Linked DNA regions of Homo sapiens: region 2 is linked to region 1. Evidence: chromatin loops called from intact Hi-C (ENCODE). Cell type or tissue: B cell. All regions are shown on one strand. Each heading gives the region's core, and the rest is flanking DNA. Links, peaks and the distances in the headings are about the cores only. Region 1 holds the start of LTB4R2 (leukotriene B4 receptor 2). Region 2 overlaps DHRS4L2 (dehydrogenase/reductase 4 like 2).

Region 1 (6,265 bases), core at 337-2,836:
ACTTGAGCGGCCAACCATCTCAGTTTGTTGGGAAACCGGCAGGGCTGGGACAAGGAGTTTTCAGTGCTTAAACTGGGAAAGTTCCAGGCCAACTGGGATGAGCTGGTCACCTTAGTGACCACAGATGTGTACTTGTGGATGTCCCCTGAAAAGAATCCCATTCTACATCCCCCAATCAAAGGGGTCAGGATCTAGAACCGTTTTTAGACCTAGATAAGGATTCCAAAAGGTGGGGGCAGAGAAGTATTGGGGAACGGGCTAGGAATAGCTAGCAGCATCTTAGAAGGAGCCCAGACTTGGCAAAGAGAAAAAGAATATGTGGCACTTCTCTGAAAAATTATTCCTGTCCTCTAAATATTCCTGCCATTCCTCATACCCCAATGGCCAACCTCCAAACTTCCCTGACTGAGTGCTTGCTCCTGGCTCCTTTTCACGTCAGGTGGCCTTTGCAGGGAGGATCAGATGGTCAGGGGGCAAGGTAAGTCTCAGACTCCCAGGGCCCCTACACCACTGTCCACTCCTTGTGTGCCTGTCTCATACTCACTGGACCAAATACAAGACAGGCAGGAAAACTTCCTTTTCAAACCCCACAGATTCATTTTCCCCTTCAGAGCCATTTCCTCCTCAGAGGCTTTTATAAGCCTCAGAGAATGGATCCCATTCCTACCCCTCATCCAAGCTCCCATACCTCTCCTTCCATTTTCTCCTTTATTTCCAGAGTGGTTCTATGGGTTGGCCTGTGGAACCAGGGCACCTGGGCTGAGGAGGGCAGGTCAAGATGCCACTGAAGGCTGGCACTGCCCAGCCTGGCTTGACCCAGCAGGGAACTAGGTGGCTTCAGTACAACTCAGGCATGAAGAACCACCAGGGGAAGCACACTTAAGTCATCATCTAATGGCTTCCCAGTGTATTTCACAATAACAGCTATTGGCAACAAGTAAGCAATGCTGGCACATGGGTACATGCCAACTTGCAAGCACACAATAGTCCTTAACAGGGACCATCACCACCCTCATAATCCCTCAGTTTGGAGGAGCCTGGGCCTGCCCCAAGTGTATAGTAATCCTACCCAGCCAGATCCAAACTCTAGTCAAAGAAGGGTCCCCAAATGTCCCAGAACACTGACCTCTGGAGGGTGGGTGGGGGGTGGAAAGGGACAGGGAAGGGCAGCAGGTTGTAGGGTCTGCTGTCAAAGGTCCCATTCCGGACCGTCCTTCTCCATCCCACCCCCCGGGTCTCCATTGCCGCGGCCCTGCCCCACCACTTTCAGCTGAGGGGTAGTTCGGAGCTCCATGGTCCCTTCCCTAGAGCGGCCGCCCCCTCGGGCCTCCCCAGAGCCTTCGAAGAGCCGCGTGAGGAAACGGGGACCTGCCCGGGGCAGCAGATCTCCAGCGGTGAAGACGTAGAGCACCGGGTTGACGCTAGAACTGAAGAAGGCCAAGGCCGTAGTTCCCGCTCGCGCCGCCTGGCCGGCTCCGCCCAGCTTCGCCAAGGCCCCTTCCGGTGGAGCCAGCGCTGCGACCGCCTGCAGAAGGTTGACTGCGTGGTAGGGGGCCCAGAGCAAGCCGAAGGCAAGCACGATGGCGCTCACCAGCCGGCCCACCCGCGCCCCGTGCCGCCCGGAGCCCCAGCGGGCGCCCCGCAGCCGTGCCAGCGTCACGCTGTAGCAGCCGAGCATCAGCCCGAAAGGAAGCACGAAAGCGGTCAGAGTCTCCAGGCTCAGGTGGGCGGCGGCGTGGACCGGCGACGGGTGGCACAGCTGGCATACGCGGTCCCTCCACAGGTGGCGGTAGACGGCGGCCGGGACGGCGAGCAACAGGGCGGCCAGCCAGACCGCCAGCAGCAGGCGGCGGGCCAGGGCCGGGCTGCGCAGCCGAGGCGCCAGGAAGGGGCGGGTGACTGCGAGGCAGCGCTGCAGGCTGAGCAGGCCGGTGAGCAGCACGCTGGCGTACATGCTGAGCGCGCACACGTAGTACACCGCCTTGCAGCCCGCCTGGCCCAGCGGCCAGGCCTGCCGGGTCAGGAAGGCCACAAAGAGCGGCGTGAGCAGCAGCACCGCGCCGTCGGCCAGCGCCAGGTGCAGCACAAGCGTGGCCGCCAGCGGTCGCCCCCGTGCAGGCCGCCAGCCCGCCAAGCTCCACACCACGAAGCCGTTGCCAGGCAGCCCCAGCAGCGCCGCCAGCAGCAGGAAGGCTGTGCCTGTGGCCCGCGAAGTCTTCCAGCTCAGCAGTGTCTCGTTCCCTGGGGGACGGTAGCAGACCGACATCCTTCTGGGCCTACAGGTGGGTGGAAGGCGCCACAGAGGGCGTTCAGGGGTGGGGCAAAACCCCACCTGTGATGCCCGATGAGAAGGTGCCATGCCTCCTCCTTACTTCCCTGCAGCCTGCCTCTTTTCTGCCTGGGAGTCCTGACTTCCACGAGGACCCAGACCCCACCTCAAACACAACTCCTTCTTGGAACCCAGATCCCCTGCTCCCAGTCAGTTGACCTGCCCCACTCCTGGCCTCCTTCCCAGAGCTCAGTGGTAAACAGGCATAAAGTCATCACCCCAGGCTGTCACTATCTCTACCACCACTCCTCTAGTCTGGCCCCTCCTTCTTTGTCCAGCCCCATTCTAGCACATCTGGGCAAAACTGGATGGTGGGGTGTAAAGGGACGTGCACAGATCTACTTACCAAGCTGGGAGCAAGCAGGATTGGGGGCCTGGAGAAGCTGAAAGGTTAAGCAGCAGTAGGCGAGGTGCCTACTCCTGTCCTGTGCCTATCACATTTGCAGAGGGTAAGACAAGAATGGGGAGGGACAAGATGAGGCTCATCCTGGGCCTCTCCTGGGGCCCCTCCCTCACCCTGCTCCTTCCCATCACCAACGCACCCAGGCGTCCAGGCATGTGAGAGCCTGCCTTGCCAGGAAACAGCACAAGCTGAAGTGGGGCAGTAAGATTCCCTGGTGGTGGAAGGAAATAGGAGGACTCTGCTGAATCCTGGTCCTGCTTCTGTTCTCATCCCTCCCCCAGCTCTGGCCCCAATCCTCCCAGCCCACCTTCTGCAGTGTGTATGTTGCCTGGTCTCTCTGGCCTGCAGAGGTGACCCAAACAACTCAGTCCCCCACCTGCCTTATCCTTGCCTGTTTCCAGTCTCCTGGTCCGGCTGAGCCCCTGGCCTCCTACCTCCTCCCACCTCTTGCCTCAGGCCCTGCCCCAGTCACTCCACCCTCAGGGCTCTCACCGGGCTGTCAATGACAGCTTTTCCATGTAAGGCATGGTGCTAGGTTCCAGGAGGAACAGGGGATGCATGGAGGCATAATGGTTAGGGAGTCATGACACACAACCATGAAGAGGCCCCATTACCAGGCTGCACCAGGATACAAGACAAGAAAGGAAAGGATGAGTAGGGACATACTAAGAAGCAGCCCTCTCCTCTTGGAAAAGTCAAGCAAAACTTGGAAATGAAGAGATTTGAGGGGGGCCTGGCAGATGGATAGAGCTGGGGGAAGGGAAAAGAAAGGCCTCTGCTCAAGTAACAGCCAGAACTTGAGGTTGCTTGGGGAGGGCACCAGGAGCACTGTCTTAGTTTGGGTTCTTCCAAAGCAGAGCTTGAGCTAAGGGCTTGGGTACAGGTGATCCTGTATTCTTGAGCTAAGGGCTTGGGTACAGGTGATCCTGTATTTGGGAGGTTAACTCAGGAAGTGAGGGCATAAGGTAAAACAAGAGAGAGGAAAGCCATTAAGAGTATGTTAAGTCCCTTCAGTAGGCCTTGGGAACCTCTGAGAAAAGTATAGATTGCCCAAGACAAAAGACTGGCAGGGTGATCAGTCCAAAGCATTTATTAGGAGAATGTACTTAATGAGTGGGCTACAGCGTATCCTCACAACAGACAGTGAGAGAGAGTTGTTCTACCTGGGTATATCCAAAACAAGGGGGTCAGGGTATGGAGTTTACGAGGGTTCAAGGTATTTGGTTCAGGGCCAGGGCCAGTTTTTTTCAGTGTTTTGGGCAACAACCTGAATACCTTTTCAAGGCTCTGGCTTGGGCTCAAGCCTGCAGGGGAAATGCAACTGGCCAGGTCACAGGGCAATCAAGTTACTCTGTGTTTCTTTGTCAGGACACAGAAAAAAAGTGGGGAAGCTGGGGGACCCTACAAGGATCCTTGGCAGGAAAGCAGGGATTGTGTTCATTTGAGGGTTTCACTGTCAGTGAGAGTCTCAGCTTCCATGCAACTGTCCATCACGGCTGCAACTGAAATCAGAGCTGGGACACAGCGCACCAGAAGCTAAAGTCTTGATGCCATCAAAGGACATCCCTGCCCCATTCACATCTCTGTCACGTCCACTAATCGGCAAAAGGAGAAAAGTGAGAGAAGATGACCTAAGTGTGACTGCAGCAGGCAGCTCTGGAAAATGAAGCCAGAGCAGTGAGCCAGCCCCTCCTCCGACCAAGGAGGAAGGAAAGAGCAGGTAAGCAGGAAGGCCAGTGTCCCAGACAGGACCCTAATGATCCTGAATCCATGTATCAGGATCCATCCTCTCCTTACACCCTTCCTGGACACAGTCTCACCTCTCATTTTCCAAAGCCCTGCCATGCTGCCATCCCACTTCCCCACACTCTGCCCCGGGTTCCCTTTTCCTAAAGCTGCAGCTTATGGCTTCTCCAGTAGGTGGCAGCACACACAGAGCCACTCATAAACTGCAGCTTCTCAGAGCCTGAGAGCCAGAAACCGTCCCCAGAAATTCCCTCCATAGAAATAAAAAAACACCAGAAGTCACATTTCATCCTTTTACATGGTTCCCATCTACCCTCACAACACATGTCATCACCAAAGACACACATACAAGCTCCAATGGCTTTTGCCAGGCAATTCTTCCTCCAGGACCCCATCTGGCCCCTCCCTCATCCCTCCCCTTGGACTTTGCCCTTCTTACTGGCCAGGCAGGGGGGCCAGAGTCCAGGCTTGACTCATTCCCACCTTGTCCTGGGCTGAGATCCCAGGTTTGTAACAGAAAACACCACTAAAGCCCCAGCACAGGAGAGAACCACCCAGCCCAGAAGTTCCAGGGAAGGAACTCTCCGGTCCACCATGGAGTACCTCTCAGCTCTGAACCCCAGTGACTTACTCAGGTGACTGCTAACCCTCCGCTCTACCCTCCACCTTTAGGGGATATAGGCAGGGCAACAATACTCCACTCAGCCCCTAGGAGACTAACCAGTACCCCTTCCTCTCCTGCTCCCCACTCCACAGTGGGCTTGTCAAGCTCCTGAGCCACCCGCCCCCACCTGCACTCCATGGTCTCTCCCTCATCCCTAATCGATAAACCTAGATCTCTCCCTCCCTAGCCCTCTAGCCACTCTACCCTCATCATGCCCTTTACACTCACCAAGCCCCTCCTCGCCCCTTCTTGACTTTTCTTCTCAACTACCAGGTCAGTATCTAATATAAGCTCGGAGTTTGGACGGAGGGTCTGGACCTCAGCTCCACCACCCCAGCGACCTTTCCGTGTCTGTGATCACAAGCGGACCATCCGGAAAGGCCTGACAGCTGCCACCCGCCAGGAGCTGCTAGCCAAAGTAAGTAGGCCAAGTTCCTCGGTTCCTATAGCAGGGGTAGCCAAGGGGCTCCACAACAGTGGCAACTTGTGATGATGGAGCAGAGGGCTGAAGTCACACAGCTGCCCCTCCCTCTGAGGGCTAAAAGCAGCGGAGTGGGCCTAATGAGCTCTGGTCAATTTGTTCATTTTCCACCGAGTGAGCTTTTCTATGGGAGCAGGGGTTAGCAGGAGATAGGGAGAGTTCGAGGGACAGAATTCAGAAGCTAGTATGGAAAGGTGATTTGTGTGACAAATCAAGTTCAAATTCTGATTCTGCCACTTCCTGCCTGTCAAACCTTGGGAAGTTGTTCAACCTACCAAAACCTCAGTTTCTTCAACTATAAAAAGGCAATAATAATACATCACCTCCTAGGGTTGTTGAAAGGAGTAAGAGGATAATGTAGGTAAAGTCCTCATACCTGGCACAGAGTAAGGACTCAAAAAGGTTAAACACTATTACTGAAAACACTTCTGGAGAACTCTTGAGGGTGTGGGAAGTGAGGTGCAGCATTGTAGATAAGACAGAAGGGTGGACTTCGTGAGAACCTGGCTTGCTTTCCAATTCCAAACCAGAAGTGACTTGGAGGGGAGCAAGGGGAGATGCCAATGACATGGTAGGAGCAAAGAGGAAAAAGGTCAGCCTCTAGCTAGGATCCCCCAAAAACTGAAGAACACGGAGAGCTGC
Region 2 (14,798 bases), core at 4,074-6,573, 300 kb after region 1:
GTGATGATTTCCAGCTTCATCCATGTTCCTGCAAAGGACATGAACTCATCCTTTTTTATGGCTGCATAGTATTCCATGGTATACATGTGCCACATTTTCTTTATCCAGTCTATCATTGATGGGCATTTGGGTTGGTTCCAAGTTTTTGCTATTGTGAACAGTGCTGCAATAAACATATGTGTATATGTGTCTTTATAGTAGAATGATTTATGATCCTTTGGGTAGATATCCAGTAATGGGGTTGCTGGATCAATTGGTATTTCTGGTTCTAGATCCTTGAGGAATGGCCACAGTGTCTTCCACAATGGTTGAACTAATTTACACTCCCACCAACAGTCTAAAAGCCTTCCTATTTCTCCACATCCTCTCCAGCTTCTGTTATTTCCTGACTTCTTAATGTTGCCATTCCAAGTGTCATGAGATGGTATCTCATTGTGGTTTTTCTTTGCATTTCTCTGATGACCAGTGATGATGAGCATTTATTCATATGTCTGTTGGCTGTGTAAATGTCTTCTTTTGAGAAGTTTCTGTTCATACTTTTTACTCACTTTTTGATGGGGTTATTTGTTTTTTTTTTTCTTGTAATTTGTTTAAGTTCTTTGTATTCTGGATATTAGCCCTTTGTCAGATGGATAGATTGCAAGAATTTTCTCCTATTCTGTAAGTTGCCTTCTCACTCTGATGATAGTTTCTTTTGCTGTGCAGAAGCTCTTTAGTTTAGGTAGATCCCATTAGTCTATTTTGGCTTTTGTTGCCATTACTTTTGGTGTTTTTATCATGAAGTCTTTGCCCATGCCTATGTCCTGAATGGTACTGTCTAGGTTTTCTTCTAGGGTTTTTATGGTTTTAGGTCTTACATTTAAGGCTTTAATCCATCTTGAGTTAATTTTAGTATAAGGTGTAAGGAACGCATGCAGTTTCAGCTTTCTACATATGGCTAGCTAGTTTTCCCAGCACCATTTATTAAATAGGGAATCCTTTCCCCATTGCTTGTTTCTGTCAGATTTGTCAAAGATCAGATGGTTGAAGATGTGTGGTGTTATTTCTGAGGCCTCTGTTCTGTTCCATTGGTCTAGATATCTGTTTTGGTACCAGTACCATGCTGTTTTGGTTACTGTAGCCTTGCAGTATAGTTTGAAGTCAGGTAGTGTGATGCCTCCAGCTTTGTTCTTTTTGCTTATGATTGTCTTGGCTATACCAGCTCTTTTTTGGTTCCATATGAAATTTAAAGTAGTTTTTTCCAATTCTGTGAGGAAAGTCAGTGGTAGCTTGATGGGGATAGCATTGAGTCTATAATTTACTTTGGGCAATATGGCCATTTTCATGATATTGAGTCTTCCTATCCATGAGCATGGAATACTCTTCCATTTGTTTGTGTCCTCACTTATTTCCTTGAGCAGTGGTTTGTAGTTTTCCTTGAAGAGGTCCTTCACATCCCTTGTAAGTTGGATTTCTAGGTATTTTATTCTCTTTGTAGCAATTGTGAATGGGACTTCACTCATGATTTGGCTCTCTGTCTATTATTGGCATACAGGAATGCTTGTGATTTTTGCACATTGATTTTGTATCCTGAGACTTTGCTGAAGTTGCTTATCAGCTTAAGGAGATTTTGGGCTGAGATCATGGGGTTTCTAAATATACGGTGAAATCATCTGCAAACAGAGACAATTTGACTTCCTCTTTTCCTAATTGAATACCCTTTATTTCTTCCTCTTGCCTGATTGCCTTGGCCAGAACTTCCAATACTATGTTGAATAGGAGTGGTGAGATAGGGCATCCTTGTCTTGTACCAGTTTTCAAAGGGAATGCTTCCAGTTTTTGCACATTCAGTATGATATTGGCTATGGGTTTGTCATAAATAGCTCTTATTATTTTGAGTTACATTCCATGAATACCAAGTTTATGGAGAGTTTTTAGCATGAAGGGGTGTTTAATTTTGTTCGAAGGCCTTTCTGCATCTATTGAGATAATCATGTGGTGTTTGTCGGTTCTGTTTGTGTGATGGATTATGTTTGTTGATTTGCTTATGCTGAACCAGGTTTGCATCCCAGGGATGAAGCCACCTTGATCGTGGTGGATAAGCTTTTTGATGTGCCGCTGGATTCGGTTTGCCAGTATTTTATTGAGCATTTTTGCATTGATGTTCATCAGGGATACTGGCCTAAAATTTTCTTTGTTTTGTTGTGTCTCTGCCAAGCTTTGATATCCGGATGATTCTGGCATTATAAAATGAGTTAGGGAGGATTCTTTCTTTTTCTATTGATCGGTATAGTTTCAGAAGGAATGGTACCAACTCCTCTTTGTACCTCTGGTAGAATTCGGCTATGAATCCATCTGGTCCTGGACTTTTTTTGGTTTAGTAGGCTATTAATTATTGCCTCAATTTCAGAAGCTGTTATTGGTCTATTCAGCAATTCAGCTTCTTCCTGATTTAGTCTGGGGAAGGTATATGTGTCCAATAATTTATCCAATTCTTCTAGGTTTTCTAGTTTATTTGCATAGAGGTGTTTATAGTATTCTCTGATGGTAGTGTGTATTTCTGCGGGATCACTGGTGATATCACCTTTATCATTTTTTATTGTGTCTATTTGACTCTTCTCTCTTTTCTTCCTTATTAGTCTTGCTAGCAGTCCATTTTGTTGATCTTTTCAAAAATCCAGCTCCTGGATTCATTGATCCTTTGAAGGTTTTTTTTTTAATGCCTCTATTTCCTTCAGTTCTGCTCTGATCATCGTTATTTGCTGTCTTCTGCTAGCTTTTGAATTTGTTTGCTCTTGCTTCTCTAGTTCTTTTAATTTTGAGGTTAGGGTGTTGATTTTAGATCTTTCCTCCTTTCTCTTGTGGGTATTCAGTGCTGTAAATATCCATTTACACACTGTTTTAAATGTGTCCCAGAAATTCTGGTACACTGTGTCTTTGTTCTCATTGGTTTCAATGACCATGTTTATTTCTGCCTTCATTTTGTTATTTACCCAGTAGTCATTCAGGAGCAGGTTGTTCAGTTTCCATGTAGTTGTGCAGTTTTGAGTGAGTTTCTCAGTCCTGAGTTCTAATTTGATTGCACTGTGGTCTGGGAGACAGTTTGTTGTGATTGCTGTTCTTTGGCATTTGCTGAGGAGTGTTTTACTTCCAATTATGTGGTCAATTTTAGAATAAGTGTGATGTGGTGCTGAGAAGAATGTATATTGTGTTGACTTGGGGTGGAGAGTTCTGTAGATGTGTATTAGGCCTACTTGGTCTAGAGCTGAGTTCAAGTCCTGGACATCCTTATTAATTTTGTCATGTTTTCTGTCTAATATTAACAGTGGGGTGTTACTGTCTCCCATTACTATTGTATGGGAGTCTAAGCCTCTTTGTAGGTCTCTAAGAACTTGCTTTATGAATCTGGGTTCTCCTGTATTGGGTGCATATATATTTAGGATAGTTAGCTCTTCCTGTTGAACTGATTCCTTTACCATTATGTGATGGCCTTCTTTGTCTCCTTTTATCTTTGTTGGTTTAATGTCTGTTTTATCAGAGACCAGGATTGCAATCCCTGCTTTTCTTTGCTTTCCATTTGTTTGGTAGATCTTCCTCCATCCCTTTGAGAGGTGGCAGCGTGCTGGCAGCCCTCGCTCGCTCTCGGCGCCTCCTTGGCCTTGGCACCCACTCTGGCCATGCTTGAGGAGCCCTTCAGCCCATGCTGCACTGTGGGAGCCCCTTTCTGGGCTGGCCAAGACCAGAGCTGGCTCCCTCAGCTTGCAGGGAGGTGTGGAGGGAGAAGCATGGGCAGGAACTGGGGCTGTGCACAGTGCTTGCAGGCCAGCGCTAGTTCTGGGTGGGTGTGGGCTCAGTGGCACAGTGTACTGTGGAAAGCTACAGGGACCTCTGCCCTTGAAAGCGGGGTATTGTCCAAGGTTTCTCCCCATGTGATAGTCTGAAATATGGCCTCATGGGATGAGAAAGACCTGACCGTCCCCCAGCCTGACACCCATAAAGGGTCTGTGCTGAGGTGGATTAGTAAAAGAGGAAAGCATCTTGCAGTTGAGATAGAGGAAGGCCACTGTCTCCTGCCTGTCCCTGGGAACTAAATGTCTCAGTATAAATCCCGATTGTACATTTGTTCAGTTCTGAGATGAGAGAAAAACCGCCCTATGGTGGGAGGCGAGACATGTTTGCAGCAATGCTGCCTTGTTATTCTTTACTCCACTGAGATGTTTGGGTGGAGAGAAACATAAATCTGGCTTACATGCACGTCCAGTCATAGTACCTTCCCTTGAACTTAATTATGACGTAGATTCTATTCCTCACATGATTGTTGCTGACCTTCTCCTTATAATCACCCTGCCCTCCTACTACATTCCTTTTTACTGAAATGATGACAATAATAATCAATAAAAACTGAGGGAACTCAGAGACCGGTGCTGGTGCAGGTCCTTGGTATGCTGAGCGCCGGTCCCCTCGGCCCACTGTTGTTTCTCTATACTTTGTCTCTGTGTCTTATTTCTCTTTCTCAGTCTCTCATCCCACCTGACTAGAAATACCCACAGGTGTGGAGGGGCAGGCCACCCCTTCATCTGGCATCCAACATGGGGCCTTTCTCTAGGGTGAAAGTACGCTAAGTGAGTATTGAGGACAGCCAACAAGAGATTCCCGAGTACATCCACGGTCAGCCTTGCGGTAAGCTTGTGCACTTGGAGGAATCCAGGGTAACAATGGGGCAAACTGGAAGTAAATATGCCTCTTATCTCAGCTTCATTAAAATTCTCTTAAGACAGGGAGTTTAAGCTTCTACAGAGAATCTAATTATGCTATTTCAAACAATAGAACAATTCTGCCCATGGTTTCCAGAACAGGGAACTTTAGATTTAAAAGACTGGGGAAAAATTAGCAAAGAATTAAAACAAGCAAGTAGGGAAGGTAAAATCATCCCACTTACAGCATGGAATGATTGGGCTATTATTAAAGCAACTTGAGAACTATTTCAAATAGAAGAAGATAGCATTTCAGTTTCTGATGCCCCTGAAAGCTGTGTAATAGTTTGTGAAGAAGAGGTAGGAAGACAGTTCAAGAATGGAACAGAAAGTTCACATTGTAAAAATGTAGTAGAGTCTGCAATGGTTCGGTCAACACAAAATGTTGACTATAATCAATTACAGGAGGTAATATATCCTAAATCATCAAAATTGGAGGAAGGAGGTCCAGAATTATTTGGTCCATCAGAGTTTAGACCACGATGGCCAACAACTCCTTCTCCCACGGTTCAGATGCCTGTGACATTACAACCTCAAATGCCAATCCAGACACAGTATCCACAATATCAGCCGGTAGAAAATAAAACCCAACCATCAGTAGTTTATGAACACCAGCCATCAGCCGAATTTCAGTATCGGCCGTCTCCAGTGGTTCAGTATAGATCCCAGGTGTTGTGTCCTGTGCCAAATAGCAGGGCAGTATAGCAACAACCCATGGCGATGGTGTTTGATCCTACACTACCACCTAGTGGACAAGATAGTGCACTGCAAAAAATCATTGATAAAGCCAGAAAACAGGGAGATCTTGAGGCAGGGCAGTTCCTGGTAATTTTACAACCAATACCGGCTGGAAAACGGAGTCAAGCAGGAGCGTCTGTCCAAACTGAGGCTAGATATGAATCTTTCACCATGAAAATGTTAAAAGATATGAAGGAGGCAGTTAAACAATATGGACCCAACTCTCCTTATATGAGAACATTATTAGATTCCATTGCTAATGGGAATAGACTTATTCCTTATGATTGGGAAATTTTGGCTAAATCTTCTCTTTCACCCTCTCAGTATCTACAATTTAAAACCTGGTGGATTGACGGAGTACAAGAACAGGTATGGAAAAATCAGGCTACTAATCCTGTTGTTAATATAGATGCAGACCAATTGCCAGAAACAGGTCCAAATTGGAGCACTATTAACCAACAATCAGTAATGCAGAATGAGGCTATTGAACAATTAAGGGCTATTTGCCTCAGGGTCTGGGAAAAGATTCAGGACCCAGGAACCTCCTGCCCTTCTTTTAGTTCAATCAGACAAGGCTCTAAAGAGCCATATCCAGACTTTGTGGCAAGGTTGCAAGATGCAGCTCAAAAATCGATTGCAGATGATAACGCCCAAAAAGTTGTTGTAGAAATAATGGGTTATCAAAATGCAAATCCAGGATGTCAATTGGCCATAAAGCCATTAAGAGGAAAGGTTTCAGCAGGAGTTGATGTAATTACAGAATATGTGAAGGCTTGTGATGGGATTGGAGGAACTATGCATAAGGCAATGCTACTGGCTCAAGCAATTACGGGGGTTGCTTTAGGAGGACAAGTTAAAACATTTGGGGGAAAATGTTATAATTGTGGTCAAATCGGTCATCTAAAAAAGAATTGCCCAGTCTTAAATAAACAGAACAAAAATAAACAGCCACCTGGCCTGTGTCCAAAATGTGAAAGAGGAAAACACTGGGCTAAGGAATGTTGTTCTAAATTTGATAAAAATGGGCAACCATTGTCAGGAAACGAGAAGAGGGACCAGCCCCAGGCCCCGCAACAAAGTGGGGCATTCTTGATTCAGCCATTTGTTCCTCAGGGTTTTCAGGGACAACAACCCCCACAGTAAATACCACCATTCCAGGGAATCAGCCAATTACAACAATACAACAGTTATCCCCCACCACAGCAGGCAGCGCAGCAGTAGATTTATGTTCTACTCAAATGGTTTCTTCACTCCCTGGAGTGCTCCCTCAAAAGATTCCTACTGGGGTGTATGGCCTGCTGCCAGAAGGGATGGTAGGCCTTATTTTAGGAAGATCAAGTCTAAATTTAAAGGGAGTCCAAATTCATACTGGGGTAATTGATTCAGATTATAAAGGGGAAATTCAGTTAGTGATCAGCTCTGCTGTTCCCTGGAGTGCCAATCCAGGTGATAGAATTGCTCAATTATTGCTTTTGCCTTATATTAAAATTGGGAATAGCAAAACAGAAAGAACAGGAGGGTTTGGAAGTACCAACCCTGCTGGAAAAGTTGTTTATTGGGCTAGTCAGCTCTCAGAGAATAGACCTGTGTGTACAGTCACTATTCAGGGAAAGCAGTTTGAAGGATTAGTGGCTACTGGGGCTGATGTTTCTATTATTGTCTTAAATCAATGGCCAAAAAATTGTCCTAAACAAAAGCCTGTTACAGGATTTGTTGGTGTGGGCACCGCCTCAGAAGTGTATCAAAGTGCCATGATTTTACATTGTCTAGGCCCTAATAATCAAGAGAGTACAGTTCAGCCTATGATTATTTCTATTCCAATTAACTTATGGGGCCGAGACTTGTTAGAACAGTGGCATGCAGAGATTACTATTCCAGTCTCCCTATACAGCCCCACGAGTCAAAAAATCATGACTAAAATGGGATATCTCTCTGGTAAAGGACTAGGGAAAAATGGAGAAGGCATTAAAGTCCCAATTGAGGCTAAAAAAATCCAAAAAAAAAAAAAAAAAAGAAATAGGGTATCCTTTTTAGGAGTGGCCACTGTAGAGCCTCCAAAACCCATTCCATTAACTGGGAAAACAGAAAAGCCTGTATGGGTAAATCAGTGGCCACTACCAAAGCAAAAACTGGAGGCCTTACACTTAGTGGCAAAGGAACAATTAGAAAAGGGAAACATTGAGCCTTCATTTTCACCTTGGCATTCTCCTGCGTTTGTAATTCAGAAAAAATCAGGCAGATGGTGCATCCTAACTGATTTGAGAGCCATCAATGCAGTAATTCAACCCATGGGGACTCTCCAACTTGGGCTGCTTTCTCCGGCCATGATCCCCAAAGATTGGCCTTTAATTATAATTGAGCTAAAGGATTGCGTTTTTACCATTCCTCTGGCAAAATAGGATTTAAAAAAATTTGCTTTTACTATACCAGCCATAAATAATAAAAAACCAGCCACCAGATTTCAGCGGAAAGTGTTGCCTCAGGGAATGCTTAATAGTCCAACTATTTGTCAGACTTTTGTAGCTCAAGTTCTTCAACCAGTTAGAGACAAGTTTTCAGACTGTTATATTATTCATTATGTTGATGATATTTTGAGTGCTGCAGAAACGAGAGACAAATTAATTGACTGTTACACATTTCTGCAGACAGAGGTTGCAAACGCAGGCCTGACAATAGCATCTGATAACATTCAGACCTCCACTCCTTTTCATTATTTGGGAAAGACCAACAGAGAAAAAAGAGAAACTGGGAAAGAAAGGAAGAGAGAAAGTGAGAAGAGAAATCAGAAAGAGAAAGGAGAGAAAACGGCAGATGTGGAGAGCCAGGGAGAAAAAGAAAAAGAAAAAGAGACTGAGTGTGAAGGAGAGAGGACACGGGATGACAGACAGAGAGAGAGAGAGAGAGAGAGAAAGAGAGGGAGAAAATGAGTAAGAGAGAGACTGGAAAAGACAGAGATCAGAGAAAGACACAGAAGGTGAGACTGGGGAAAAAAATAATGTAAAAGAGAAAGACAGAGATCAGAGAGAGACACAGAAAGTGAGACTGGGAAAAGAAATAGTGTAAAAGGAAGAAAAAGAGAAAAAGAGAGAGAGACCATAAGAGAAGGGAGACAATGAAACAAAAAGTGCGAGTGAGCAGGTGAGGAGAAAGATTGAAAACTATGAGAAACAACAACTAAGAGACAAAGGAGAAGGGAGACTGCCTGGGTGCCGGAGCACCCACACTGTCCTCTTGCCCCCATCACTTGGGTTAAAACCATTGGAAATTCCACTATTGCAAATTTTGTATTAATCCTTGTATGTCTGCCCTCTCTATTGTTAGTCTACAGGTGTATCCAGCAGTTCCAGAAAGACAGTGACCAGCAAAAACAGGCCATGGTGACAATGACAGTTTTGTCAAAAAGAAAAGGGGGATATGTAGGGAAAAGAAAGAGAGATCAGACTGTTACCGTGTCTATGTAGAAAGGGAAGACATAAGAGACTACATTTTGAAAAAGACCTGTACTTTAAATAATTGCTTTTCTGAGATGTTGTTAATTTTTAGCTTTGCCCCAGCCACTTTGACCCAACCACTTTGACCCAACCTGGAGCTCACAAGAACATGTGTTGTATGAAATCAAGGTTTAAGGGATCTAGGACTGTGTAGGACGTGCCTTGTTAACAAAATGTTTACAAGCAGTATACTTGGTAAAAGTCATCGCCATTCTCTAGTCTCAATAAACCAGGGGCACAGTGCACTGCAGAAAGCCGCAGGGACCTCTGCCCTTGAAAGCAGGGTATTGTCCAAGGTTTCTCCCCATGTGATAGTCTGAAATATGGCCTCCTGGGATGAGAAAGACCTGACTGTCCCCCAGCCCGACACCCATAAAGGGTCTGTGCTGCGGTGGGTTAGTAAAAAAGGAAGGCCTCTTGCAGTTGAGATAGAGGAAGGCCACTGTCTCCTGCCTGCTCCTGGGAACTAAAAGTCTCGGTATAAATCCCGATTGTACATTTGTTCAGTTCTGAGATGAGAGAAAAACCGCCCTATGGTGGGAGGCGAGACATGTTTGCAGCAATGCTGCCTCGTTATTCTTTACTCCACCGAGATGTTTGGGTGGAGAGAAACATAAATCTGGCTTACGTGCATGTCCAGTCATAGTACCTTCCCTTGAACTGAATTATTAGATTCTATTGCTCACGTTTGTTGCTGACCTTCTCCTTATTATCACCCTGCCCTCCTACTACATTCCTTTTTACTGAAATAATGACGATAATAATCAATAAAAACTGAGGGAACTCAGAGACCGGTGCCGGTGCAAGTCCTTGGTATGCTGAGCGCCGGTCCCCTGGGCTCACTGTTGTTTCTCTATACTTTGTCTCTGTGTCTTATTTCTCTTTCTCAGTCTCTCGTCCCACCTGACTAGAAATACCCACAGGTGTGGAGGGGCAAGCCACCCCTTCAAACAGTAGCAACCTGCTTGGGTCCCCTTCCACACTGTGGAAGCTTTGTTCTTTCGCTCTTTGCAATAAATCTTGCTGCCCCTCACTCTTTGGGTCCACACGGCCTTTATGAGCTGTAACACTCATCGTGAAGGTCTGCAGCTTCACTCCTGAGGCCAGTGAGGCCACGAACCCAGTGGGAGGAATGAACAACTCCGGATGGGAGGAACGAACAACTCCAGACATGCCGCCTTAAGAGCTGTAACACTCACTGTGAAGGTCCGCAGCTTCACTCCTGAAGCCAGCGAGACCACGAACCCACCAGAAGGAAAAAACTCTGAACGTGTCTGAACATCAGAAGGAACAAACTCCGGACACGCTGCCTTTAAGGACTGTAACACTCACTGCGAGGGTCCGTGGCTTCATTCTTGAAGTCAGTGAGACCAAGAACCCACCAATTCCAGACACACCTTCATTTTGAGCCTATGTGTGTCTTTGCACGTGAGATTGGGTCTCCTGAATACAGCACACCATATGGGTCTTGATTCTTTATCCAATTTGCCAGTCAGTGTCTTTTAATTGGGGCATTTATCCCATTTACATTGAAGGTTAGTATTGTTATATGTGAATTTGATCCTGTCATGACGTTAGCTGGTTATTTTGCCCATTAATTGATGCAGTTTCTTCATAGCATCAATGGTCTTTACAATTTCGTATGTTTTTGCAGTGGCTGGTACTGGTTGTTCCTTTCCATGTTTAGTGCTTCCTTCAGGAGCTCTTATTGTAAGGCAGGCCTGGTGGTGACAAACTCTCTCAGCATCTGCTTGTCTGTAAAGGATTTTATTTCTCCTTCACTTACGAAGCTTAGTTTGGCTGGATATGAAATTCTAGTTCCAAAAATCTTTTCTTTCAGAATGTTGAATATTGGTCCCGACTCTCTTCTGGTTTGTATGGTTTCTGCTGAGAGATCTGCTGTTAGTCTGATGGGCTTCCCTTTGTTGGTAACCCAACCTTTCTCTCTGGCTGCCCTTAACCTTGCTGAATCTGACAATTATGTGTCTTGGGGTTGCTCTTCTCAAGGAGTGTCTTTGTGATGTTCTCTGTATTTCCTGAATTTGAATGTTTCTTTTTTCTTTTCTTGTCTCTAATCTTGTGTTCTCACTTTATTTCATTAATTTTATATTCAATCACTGATATCCTTTCTTCCACTTGATTGAATCAGCTATTGAAGCTTGTGTATCCTTCATGAAGTTCTTGTACTGTGGTTATCAGCTCCATCAGGTCATTTAAGCTCTTCTCTAGATTCTTCATTCTAGTTAGCCATTCGTTTAACATTTTGTCAAGGTTTTTAGCTTCCTTGCAATGGGTTAGAACATGCTCCTTTAGCTGGGTGTAGTTTGTTATTACTGACCTTCTGAAGCTTACGTCTGTCAAGTCATCAAACTTATTCTCCATCCAGTTTTGTTCCCTTGCTGGTGAGGACTTGTATTCCTTTGGAAGAGAAGAGACGTTCTGATTTCTGGAAGTTTCAGCCTTTTTGCTCTGGTTTCTCTCCATCTTTGTGGTTTTATCTACCTTTGGTCTTTGATGTTGGTGACCTATGGATGGGGTTTTAGTGTGGATGTCCTTTCCTGTTCTGATGTTGATGCTGTCCTTTGCTGATGTTGATGCTATTCCTTTCTGTTTGTTAGTTTTCCTTCTAACAGGCCCCTCAGCTGCAGGTCTTTGGGGGTTTGCTGGAAGTCCATTCCAGACCTTATTTTCTTGGGTATCAGTAGAGGAGGCTGCAGAACAGCAAATATTGCTGCCTGATCCTTCTTCTGGAAGCTTTGTTCCACAGGGGCACCCACCTGTATGAGGTGTCTCTCTGCCCCTACTGGGCGGTGTTTTTCAGTCAAGCTACATGGGGGTCAGGGACCCACTTGGGGAGGCAGTCTGTCCGTTATCGGAGCACGAACTCCGTGCTGGGAGAACCACTGCTGTCTTTAGAGATGTCAGGCAAGGACACTGAAGTCTGCAGAAGCTGTCTGCTGCCTTTTGCTCAGATATGCCCTGGCCCCTGAGGTGGAATCTGGAGAGGCAGTAGGCCTTGCTGAGCTGCGGTGGGTTCCGCCCAGTTAGAGCTTCCCTGCAGCTTTGTTTACACTGTGATCATAGAACGCCTACTGAAGCCTTAGCAATGGAGGACTTCCCTCCCCCACGGCCCCGTTAATTGATGCAGTTTCCGCACCCCCCCCACGGCCCTCTCCACCCTACCTGTCAAGCTCCAGCTCCAGCGGAGGATGCTCCAGGGACAGCGATGTCAGGACTGAGATGCAGGGGCTGCCTTAGAGTCTGGATGCATGGGGTAGCGGGGTGTGAGGCACCGGGCCGGGGTGCAGGGCCGGAAGGAACGTGCTGGATCTGGGATGCTACCAGACGGGGCGTCCCAAAGACCGAGGCAGTCCCGTACCTTACAACTCTCAGATGAGCTCCACGGTGGGCTTGGCCACCGTGACCCCTACTGCCGAGGCTGCTGCAGAGGAGCCGCCGCCACCCACACCGCTGTGGAGCAGCCGCACATGCTAGACTCCGCTTCAGTAAAGCCCGGGCGGTGAGTGCCGCCGCAGAGGCGAGCCCGCTCCAGACAGTGGCGGTTGCGTGAGCGCCCCTCCCCCCACCGGGCTTTGGAGCGCGGGCTCCCACGCCGGCCCGGAGAGCTGCCCGACTGAGCATGCGCGTCGCGCTGCCGAGCCTCCTGAGAGCCCGCGGGCTGGCGCCGACCTTTCTTGCCGGCTCCGGCGTGAGAGGCCCGTCGGTGTGAGAGGCTCAGCGTGTGTCGCCCAGTGTCAGTGCCTTTGGGGCGGGGGACAGCGTCCCCACTTTCCTTCTACTGAATCCTCGGGCCCGTGGGCAGAACCCATTTCTTTTGTTTGTGGGCCTGGGTACCTTGCAGGGCCTTTCTCTATTCCCCACCGGCTCAGGACCCATCCAGCTTGTACTTGCTGACTCGGGAGGGAACTCGGGACGTAGGGCCATGCGGGGAGAGGACCTGGCCTGATCTGGGAGGCAAGGGGCGGGGAGGTGTTAGAGAGTTCATCCTTCCCCACTCTCTCCGGGCTCGCGCTGCCTCGGGGATTCCCGTGGCGTCCTGGGAGTTCCCGTGCCACCTTCCTTCCAGCTGGCAGCTCTGCAGACACCTCCACCCGTGAACATCACGCTCAAGTTCTGGAGACAGGGAGGAGGGCTGGGGGATCCAGAGATCCAGCCTGAATAGACTTCTGCTCTCTGCTCAGCTAAGCACCCAACACTGAGAAATGAACAGGTCAATTGGATTCAAAGCCGCGCAATCATCTGCATTTTATTTGCACCTCATTTGCAAGTTGTTAATTTGCAACTCTGCTCCTTCCACTCCAGGTTCCTTCTCTCCCATCACCCCTCAGATTCCCCAGTGGCCCAGGAAAAAATATCTTGGTCTTTGCCAAGGTAGACTCAGCCTTGTCAGCAGGCCTGTCCTGTGTTCTCAGGGGAGGCCTTTACCCAAGGCCACAACAACAGCAGGAATCCCGAGTAAGACGCCACCTTGACGGCAGGGAAGGCTGGATCTTTTCACAGGGCAGAACTGATTTGATGAGGTGAACAGTAAGGTGAGCAGAGGTGGGAAAGGCCAGTGGGTGAATGCAGGAACAGCACCAGGAGCTAGAGCCCAACTCTGGCCTGTGGGCTGTCTCCCGGTCCTCAGAGGCGGGACGGGGTTCCTCCACCCACCACCACTGTTTCCCCAGTGATGTAGCTGGCATCTTCAGAGCACAGGAAAGACACGATGCCAGCACAATCCTCTGGCTCGCCTAACCTGGGGAATAAGGGAAGCAAGGAAGGAGGTAAAAATCAAACGGGTCTGCCTCCCTCACCTGGGACACGGGGAGTTAAATTTGCTTAATCAAGAATTATCAGATGACTTTTCAGGATCAGTGTACAAGCTTTCTGCCTATCAAATAGGGTTACCACGAGGATATGCTGTTATAATTTAGTATAAGCATACTGTACTCTGCAAAACTATTACCCATAATATTCAAATACTATAGAAACACACCGGTTTTTAGAGAGCTCAGGACACCAAAATCCAAAGTTATATAGATAAAATGGTGAGCAATTAATTATTTCATACTTCAAAAAAATGGTTTCACATGTGCACACACTAAAGTATCAGGGAGTCTGTGTGACAGTAAATGGTGTGTTTAAAATGATTCCATTTGTACAGGTTCAGCTTAGAACTTTTTCAGGAATCTATACTTGTGCCTTAAAGTCATGTTCATTTAGTGAGAATGTGCTAATTCTTATTTTATCAGTGACTGCATAGTTAGGAGACACTTTAATCTCCCTGCCATAGAATGCTCTAGAGGTGGGCAGAGTGAGTAACTCAAACCTAGAAGGGCTGAATTAATGCTTCTCCATTCTACTTGTATCTTGCAATCATTTGAGAGGCTTAAACCAAAAAAGAAAAGAAAAGAAAAGACAAAGAAAAACAAAAGCCCAGATGGTCAAGTCCTACCTTGGACCAATTAAAAAGAATCTCTGGGAGTGGGTGGGGCCTGAGCACCTGCAGTTTAAAAAGCTCCCCAGGTGATTCTAATGTGAATCCAGTATTGAGCTACATGGGCTAGATCATTCATTGGTGCTCTAGGTTGACAATCCCCTCACTTATTAATGAGTTATGAACCAGGCCTGCAGCTCATGTCTCACATCAGAATGGCTTTGGGAAGATTTGGGATGTCTGGACGAGTACAGAGTTAGGCATTACTGGCATTTGTCCTTGAAGCCAGAAGGTAGAGAGAGGCAGGGAACTTAGAGGAAAGGGAGCCCGACAAAGGTGCTTGAACAGTTCACCCAGCTCACTGGGGAAGAAAGTAACTCCTTAGGCAAGGGGAGT

The links. A loop is a pair of places that touch in the nucleus more often than their neighbours do. Peaks named below come from ENCODE experiments on the same cell type or tissue, not always from the same donor. Only the 100,000 strongest peaks of a DNase experiment are listed, where the experiment ranks them.
Region 2: a loop joins it to region 1, with 5 times the contacts of the local background. A loop is called at or near these places in 2 of 110 quality-filtered maps.

What each region holds. Positions count from the first base shown.
Region 1 is chr14:24,306,666-24,312,930 of GRCh38, reverse strand. It overlaps LTB4R2 (leukotriene B4 receptor 2), which reads right to left and starts at 2,791. Exons shown (of 2, transcript NM_019839.5): 1 at 2,676-2,791; 2 at 893-2,276. The coding sequence starts at 2,266. The coding sequence ends at 1,190. LTB4R (leukotriene B4 receptor) reads right to left here and starts at 1,429. Exons shown (of 2, transcript NM_001143919.3): 1 at 1,127-1,429. It overlaps NOP9 (NOP9 nucleolar protein), which reads right to left. Exons shown (of 10, transcript NM_174913.3): 10 at 3,807-6,265. It overlaps CIDEB (cell death inducing DFFA like effector b), which reads left to right and starts at 4,954. Exons shown (of 5, transcript NM_001393339.1): 1 at 4,954-5,113; 2 at 5,416-5,560. The coding sequence starts at 5,073. RefSeq lists silencers at 1,516-1,645, 1,846-1,945. In B cell, for the core only: CTCF peaks have their summits at 1,611 and 1,816; DNase peaks (open chromatin) are centred at 951 and 1,940; H3K4me3 peaks cover 1,968 bases; H3K27ac peaks cover 2,169 bases.
Region 2 is chr14:24,004,809-24,019,606 of GRCh38, reverse strand. It overlaps DHRS4L2 (dehydrogenase/reductase 4 like 2), which reads right to left. Exons shown (of 8, transcript NM_198083.4): 8 at 13,204-13,721. It also overlaps the pseudogene DHRS4L1. Among named protein-coding and RNA genes, the nearest start is that of DHRS4L2, 23 kb to the right of the region's middle. In B cell, for the core only: CTCF peaks have their summits at 5,277 and 5,483 (motif pointing left); a DNase peak (open chromatin) is centred at 5,456.